2 separate regions of the Homo sapiens genome follow, and region 2 is linked to region 1. A link is a contact called in ENCODE Hi-C or POLR2A ChIA-PET data. All regions are on one chromosome and are shown on one strand. The core of a region is the stretch at or near the end of the contact, and the rest is flanking DNA. Distances in the headings are between cores, read along the strand shown.

The links. A loop is a pair of places that touch in the nucleus more often than their neighbours do. ChIA-PET counts read pairs that join two places held with the same protein, here RNA polymerase II (POLR2A). Pooled maps may share reads with other maps.
Region 2: a pooled map shows a loop between it and region 1 (2.8-fold over the local background). The contact joins the enhancer-like site here to the promoter of KRR1 in region 1. A Hi-C loop is called at or near these places in 8 of 50 pooled maps. POLR2A ChIA-PET finds 5 or more read pairs at or near these places in 3 of 52 experiments (A549, OCI-LY7 and SK-N-SH).

What each region holds. Positions count from the first base shown.
Region 1 is chr12:75,510,089-75,513,538 of GRCh38, forward strand. KRR1 (KRR1 small subunit processome component) reads right to left here and starts at 1,521. Exons shown (of 10, transcript NM_007043.7): 1 at 1,425-1,521. The coding sequence starts at 1,509. RefSeq lists enhancers at 734-1,278, 1,279-1,822, 1,329-1,488.
Region 2 is chr12:75,907,739-75,911,188 of GRCh38, forward strand. No RefSeq gene overlaps it. Among named protein-coding and RNA genes, the nearest start is that of PHLDA1-AS1, 120 kb to the right of the region's middle. Within about 2 kb of position 1,573, at least 17 of the 41 ENCODE cell types and tissues checked have a DNase peak (open chromatin) inside an H3K27ac peak, as active enhancers do.

The sequences.
Region 1 (3,450 bases), core at 271-2,770:
TGCAACCAAATACCATTTCATAACTACCAAAATGACAGAAATTCAAAATTCAGATAACATGTATTCATACTAATGTAAGGCAATGACAACTTTCGTCCACTCCTAGTGGGAACAAAACTGACACTAGCACTTTGGAAAAAAGTTAGCATTACTTACACACACCCTACACTTCAGTGATTCCAATCCTATGTTCACAACCTAGAGAAACCCTTGAACATGTTAACCAGAAGACATGTACAAAGATGTTTTAGCAGTATTGTTTATAATTGCAAGCAATTGGGAACAATCCAAATGTCCACCGATAGTAAAATGAAAAAATAAATTGGGGTATATTCATACAAGGAAACACCACATAACAGTGAAAAGACTAAAACTACACCCGCAAGTATCACCCTGTTTGAAAAACAAAAAGCTAAATCTAAGAAGACACAGAAAAATGCATACGGTCCACTTTCATGTATATAAAATTAAAAAACAGGCTAAATTAAGCCACTTCATGACTACAAGAAGAGGAACAGAATGCAACACAATTCAGGGTGGTTACGTCTGATACAGGAAAAGAGAATATGATCTGAGAGGTGCACGTAAGGGTTTGAGGGGTATGGTAATGCTCTATTTTACTTAGTCTGAATGCTAGTTTCCCGCATGGTTTTATTAAACTCTATATAAGTTGTATCCCCTGCTATGTACGTTACATAATCATTTAATGAGCAACAACAAAGAAACTTTGAATACTTTCCCAATGCATCTAAATTGAGAGTTCAATGTTTTTAACACTTCCTATAAGCCTGGTTGAACAGATCCCCAGGCTATTTATGACTTCTCTATCATTCACACTGAAGAAAACGGGTAAAACCAGACTACAACGCAGGAGTTAACAATTAAAAGGTAACACAACCTAAACAGTAAGGGCTGTGTCGTCTAATATTTTAGCATCTGACAAACAGGAATTGATAATCTTTCAAAATGTCTTTACTGACAAACTAGAGCTAAGGACATGTCGGATAGCTCCTTTCCCCATACCTCACCCCATTATCAGGGTCCACTCTTGTATATCATGACTACCTATTCCCACCTCACCCTATTCCTCATTCCGTCAGTGACTTTCAGCCACCCGCAGGCTTACAAGGTTCTGCGTCGCCCTAGGCATTTTCTTAATACTCATCCTTTTACAAAAGACGTAATCCGCAACAGCTTCGCTTTGGGGACCCTTTAGCAAAAGCAATGAATTAGGAACACCTGGGTGGCACCATATCGGCCAGCCGTTCCTGTGGGCCCAGCCAAAATCTTATCAGCGATTATTCAGGTACTCAACTACACAGTACAGGCTCCAGGTGGTTTTATAAGTCCACGAGGAACGAAAGAAAAAAACATCGCAACTCAACGTACACAAACCCCAGGCTTCGGTTCCCACATAACATCACCTTGGTTCTCCGGCTTCGGCTTCTGGTTACGAAATTCACTTTTTCCAGCGCCTTTTTCTGGCCGCTCCAGCGAGGGAGACGCCATTTGCAAGCTGCTTCCGGTGGCTCCGGAAATGAAACTGTTCTTAAACCCTACCGGCTAAAACGCCTACACTCAAAATGAGTTCCGCGGAACTCAGACGAGGAGATCTGCGCAGTCTCCGTGCGTACGTGCGTTAAGCCCGCGCTTTTACACAAACCACAGCTTCTCCTACGTGGCCAATGAAGAGCCGGAGACTTTCTCCCAGTATGCCCTGAAACCATGGAGTTTGCGTACTGGGACTTGTAGTTTAGCAGGCGGTATAGGCAAATTGGATACTGTTTTATCCGTAGTTTCCTCGTGGCCTCACGGCCTAACCTGGACCATCGGACAGCGGAGTGCTACCAACCTGTCATTGATGTCATTCATTCTTTCGATAAATATTTATATGTTGGCCAAATATGCGCTAGATGTTGGGAGGAAGTACAAATATGAGAATACAATGTATATTGGGCCTCCACTGCAACAAGTGACAGGAATAGCTACTATTTATTGTGAGACTACTTTGTTTCAGTACTTTATTTACATTATTTCTAATTTTAAAAACAGTGACAAAATTAAACTTTTCAAAGTTGTTTCTGATGGTAATCTTCCCGAGTGTTGGTATTTCTCTAAGTCAGAGGGATGGTAATTCAACATCCTGACGTTTCTGAAGTATTTCAACTAGCCTAAGATTTCTCAAAATCTCTAAACTCCTTTTCTACCCCCAACATTACATAGGGCTAAGATGTGTAGAGAGGTTCATCACTAACTACAAATAACTACACTTTTGGAAGTATAAGAGTTCTTCGACATGCCAAATATAAGATTTTTTTAAATTTTGATTTTATTGCTTGCATTTCTAAAATTTTCTGCAGCAAATAGGGAAAGTCTTTGATAGGTTAAATTCCTTGCATTAGTGAAATACACGTTTGTCTGATAAATCCACTCTCGTGTATCTTATACAATAATTTAGGTTTTCATATATGAGATCCAGGTATGAAACAGATTGTTACATATGGACAGAAGAACCCACGACAGAGGGGTTTTTTGTTTTTATCCTGTGAGTTTTATAAATGACAGGGATTTTATCTCTGTTCTTTTAATTTCCTCAAAAAATGATAAATTCCTAAAATAGAACAGATAGCAGCAGGTGAAAGTTATAAAGTGAGGAGTACACCTCATGAAGCAGGTTTTTATCATTCTTATTTTAAGTAACTCAATCACTAATAAGTGGAAGGCCCGTCTTCAAGTTCAGGCAGTTTGACCTAGCAGCTTCAGGGGGCTACTATTCATTAGGAGCTTCAAATGTGTTAGAGGGCTGATAGGGATTAAGGGGAGGGAATAGTCTAGAAATAATATTTGTGTTAAAGCCCTTTATTTTATAGCAAAATTTTCTACATAGGCTTTTCTTCCCATTTACGTGTATATTTTTAATCTTAGTATTGCTATTATTTGAGGAATATTGAGAATATGATGGAGATGGGAAAACGAAAACCCACCCATCCTTTTCTTGGCACTATTGAGTCTGTTTGTAAAACCCAACCTTTTAATTACCATACTATGCAGAGCCCACAGTTCACCTGTCCCTTTTTGAAATTTTTACATCTTTTTCCAAATCATTACTGAAAGGGGTGTAAAAACATGGATAATAATTGAGTTCTAAGATTCTCTAACGTCCTCAAGACCTCCTATTATAGATGACACCACACTAAAACTGTCTGCTTTCCAAAGGAAAAGATTCATCAGGCTCCTACAATAAGTTATTTCAGTATTAAGTGATTCTTTCCCTTCCCTAACTCAAAAGCCCTCATGTTGTCCACCAACTGAATATACAATATAAAAACAATATATGATTGGAAGTTAAGTGAATTTTTTTAAGTCTGTTACTTGCCTTCCAGAACCCATAATCTAACACAAGTTATATCACAGGAATAGGGAGTTATCTTACATATAGGATATAAAAGC
Region 2 (3,450 bases), core at 323-2,822, 400 kb after region 1:
TCTGCTTTCCACCATGAGTGGAAGCAGCACAAAACCCCTAACCAGTAGCAGAGCAGATGCCAGTGCTTTGCCCCTTGAACTTCCCAGCCTATAGAACTGTGAGCTAAAGAAATCTATTTTCTTTATAAACCACTCAGTCTTAGGTATTCTGTTATAGCAATACAAACAGACTAAGACAATCCTATTTCCAAATAAAGCCACAGCCCCTGGGAATCAGGACTTCAACATTTTGGGGGTGTACACAATTCAACCCATAGCAAGCAGATAGCACAGTGCCTGGCACTCTGTTGGCACTCAACTATTAGCTCTTCTCATTTGTTCATGCAATGGGATCATTATCTCACAGAGAAAATTAATTGGGTCTGGCATGACAGGTTCTCGCAAGTCACTATGACATAAACTTACTCTGAGGAGACATTAACCAAATTTGCTACCCATCTCATGCCTTTGACTCTGAATAACAACCAACAGGGAGGAGGAGCCACAATGAAATCAAAGTCTTCGCAATCATTGCATTCTTACCCATTATTTTATAGCCAAGAAAGAAGAGCTCAAAAGGTAATTACTTATCCAAGGTTAAAGCAAAAGCAGAACTAGAACCTCGGCTTTCTCACTCCTGGATCCTTTCTTCCTTTATATAAATCTATCTATATATATTTAAAATTATCATGATGGACACATTTTAAAATGGGCTGATTATAGAAATAGGTAGTTCATAGATTAGTCTGAATGATTAACACCAAATAGAAAAAAAAATAACTAGAAAAATAAATCTCCAAATCAAGAACCAAAAGAAAAATAAATAAATAAATTGAGATATTTTTGGCCAAAATAAACTACTGCATTTCATCAAATCTAAGATTCCATCTATTATAAGACACACCATTATTTTAGCTACCAAAAAAGAAAAAACAGTACTACTGATCAATGCATGGCCTATATCTATGATAAGAAAGAATTTGCCTCCCAAATTTTGAGGTGTTAAAGTATGAAAATGTATGAGTCTCAAAAGCTACAAAACACGGTAAAATTACTCCTTAGAAATTGGGCCAAATCTTTCATTTATATAAAGCGTCTTTCCCAGACTGGCTAATGATAATGCTGCTGATAGAAGAACAGGTAAAACAGATTTTGAAACACACAGCTATATTAATCAAGACCCCCCCTTAAGCAATTGAAGACAGTCAGATATTCTCCTAATGTTTCTACCAAACCAAACATGTGTTTTGTACCTCCAGGGACAAGAAGAAACCAGCAGGAGAGAACATTTGGATCAAAGAGATGAGAGTGGAGAAGAGAGGAACACAGAGTGATTCTCTGCCAAAGCAAACATATATAGGCAGAGGGAAGTGAGGGAATGACATTTCCTTAGTAGATTCTCTAAAGTAAAAATACAAAGAATTCATCTGGAGCTGAAACAACAGCTGTAGGGTCTTGATGAGCCCCATGTGAGGGCGAGGAACCTGTGAAGTTTGCTTTCACTGTCTCTATCCTGGCAGAAGACCAGAGCTGCCTCTGGCTGGTATTTACAAAGAACTGGTGAGGAGCCAGCTGGCTGCTGGAGGCATGTTTCCGTATCATTCCTCACATGCAAAATGCTCTGCAGCTGGAAAAGAGTCACAATGGCTGCAGCCAATCAAGCCTAGGCAATATGTCCAGCCTTTCCTCCCTTTGTCCCCTCAACCCCTTCCTCAAGAGAACACAATTGGCAAAAATCCAGCAGTGTCCAATGAGGAAGGGACTGAGGAGGCCATGGGAGGATGGTTAAGCTAGCAGAGACAACTTGCTGTGATTGTCATTCACTAAATATTTACTCAACATCTACTATGTTCTGGGTCCTTGGGATACTGATAAACAAGACAGCATGTATATTCTGGTATTTTTGATTTGGAAAAATTTTGTGCCCTTGGCTCTTCACATCAACTTCCAGTGGTGAGGGAAGGAAATTGCCACTGCTTGTCCCTTTGTTCAGTCTCTTCAACGGGTTCACATTCTCCCACCTGCTCTCAGGAACAGCCATGGGAATACTGGCTCGGCAAGGCAACTCAGGAAATCTAACAGCCCTGCTAAGCGAAGAATTTAGTATTTCATCATAAACTTGAAAAATCTAGGAGTGCCTCATAGGAGAAAAAGGAAGGAGGAAAGAGGGACGTGATTGAGATTAACAAGAAACAGTATGGCCTCAGCCTCCAACCATGTGCTGAATAAGTTAGTGCAATTATCTTGGGAGGGTAAACACTGATGGCCATTCAAGCTGACAGTGGGAGCCGGACAGTTGACATTTACAACAATGCTCAATGCAAATCAAGGCACTTGCCCCAGAAATGGAATTTCATAGATTTATTCTTTGAAAGGCCATTTCTTTCACTAGTCTGGGTCAGCAGTTAAGCTGAAAGAGAAATATTTCTATCATTTGGCAAATTTTTTTCCAAAGCATCTAGTTGATTAGGCAAGAGAGGCCTTTAAAAAGTCTGATTTCTTGTGTGGTTGTCAGGCAAACAGAATGAGAAAATATCAAACAGCAATCCCATTTCCAGAAATGATTAAAACAAATATTTCCTCTGAAGTCCCTGGTGCTCTGCGTGGTGATGGGGGACCTCACAGCCCAGGTGTTCTGGAGCCGTTCCAGCCCTGCAAATATCATTTTAACATGCTCCCATAACTCTCAAGTCTTCACCTTGAATAAGCTAAACTTTCCATGCCCCTGCTGCCTGCTGTTCCACAGAAATTGATTAAAACCCAGAGCTGTCATTCACAAGTTGGGTGACCTTGAAAAGTCAGAAAGCCTCAAGCAAAGCCTCAGCACTTTGTAACTGCTGTTCCCTTCACCTATATAGTGGTGACCCCCACAACCATCTGCTACTCTCAGATGCATGAACCTATTTATTTGCCTCACAGCACTCAAAATAATACTTGAAATTATCTCACTATGGGTTTGCTTATTTATCACAGTCAGCTTCCTGAGCACAGAGACAATACCTGCTTTATGTATCTCTGAATCCTTGGCGCTTAAAATGATTCCTAGCACCTAGTAGATGCTCAATAAATATCTGTTAAATAAATAAAAATCATTCCAATTATTTGAGCCAAAGTTTTATGATAATAATAATAAAAGTTAACACCTATCTGGTAGGGTTGTTTTAAAGATCAGGTGAGATCATGTTAACAAAAGCAGAGCCCAACACATTAACAGGTACTCAAGATATATTAATTTAAATACACACACACACACACACACACACACACACACACACACAGAGTCATGTGCTGCATAACAATGTTTTGGTCAGTGACAGACTACATATATGGCAGTGGTCCCGTAAGATTTAATGGGCCATGCACAGTGGGTCATTCTTGTAATCCCAACACTTTGGGAGGCTGAGGCAAGAGGATTCCTTGAGGCCAGGAATTCCAGACCAGCCTGGGCAACATAGCAAGACCCTGTTTCTA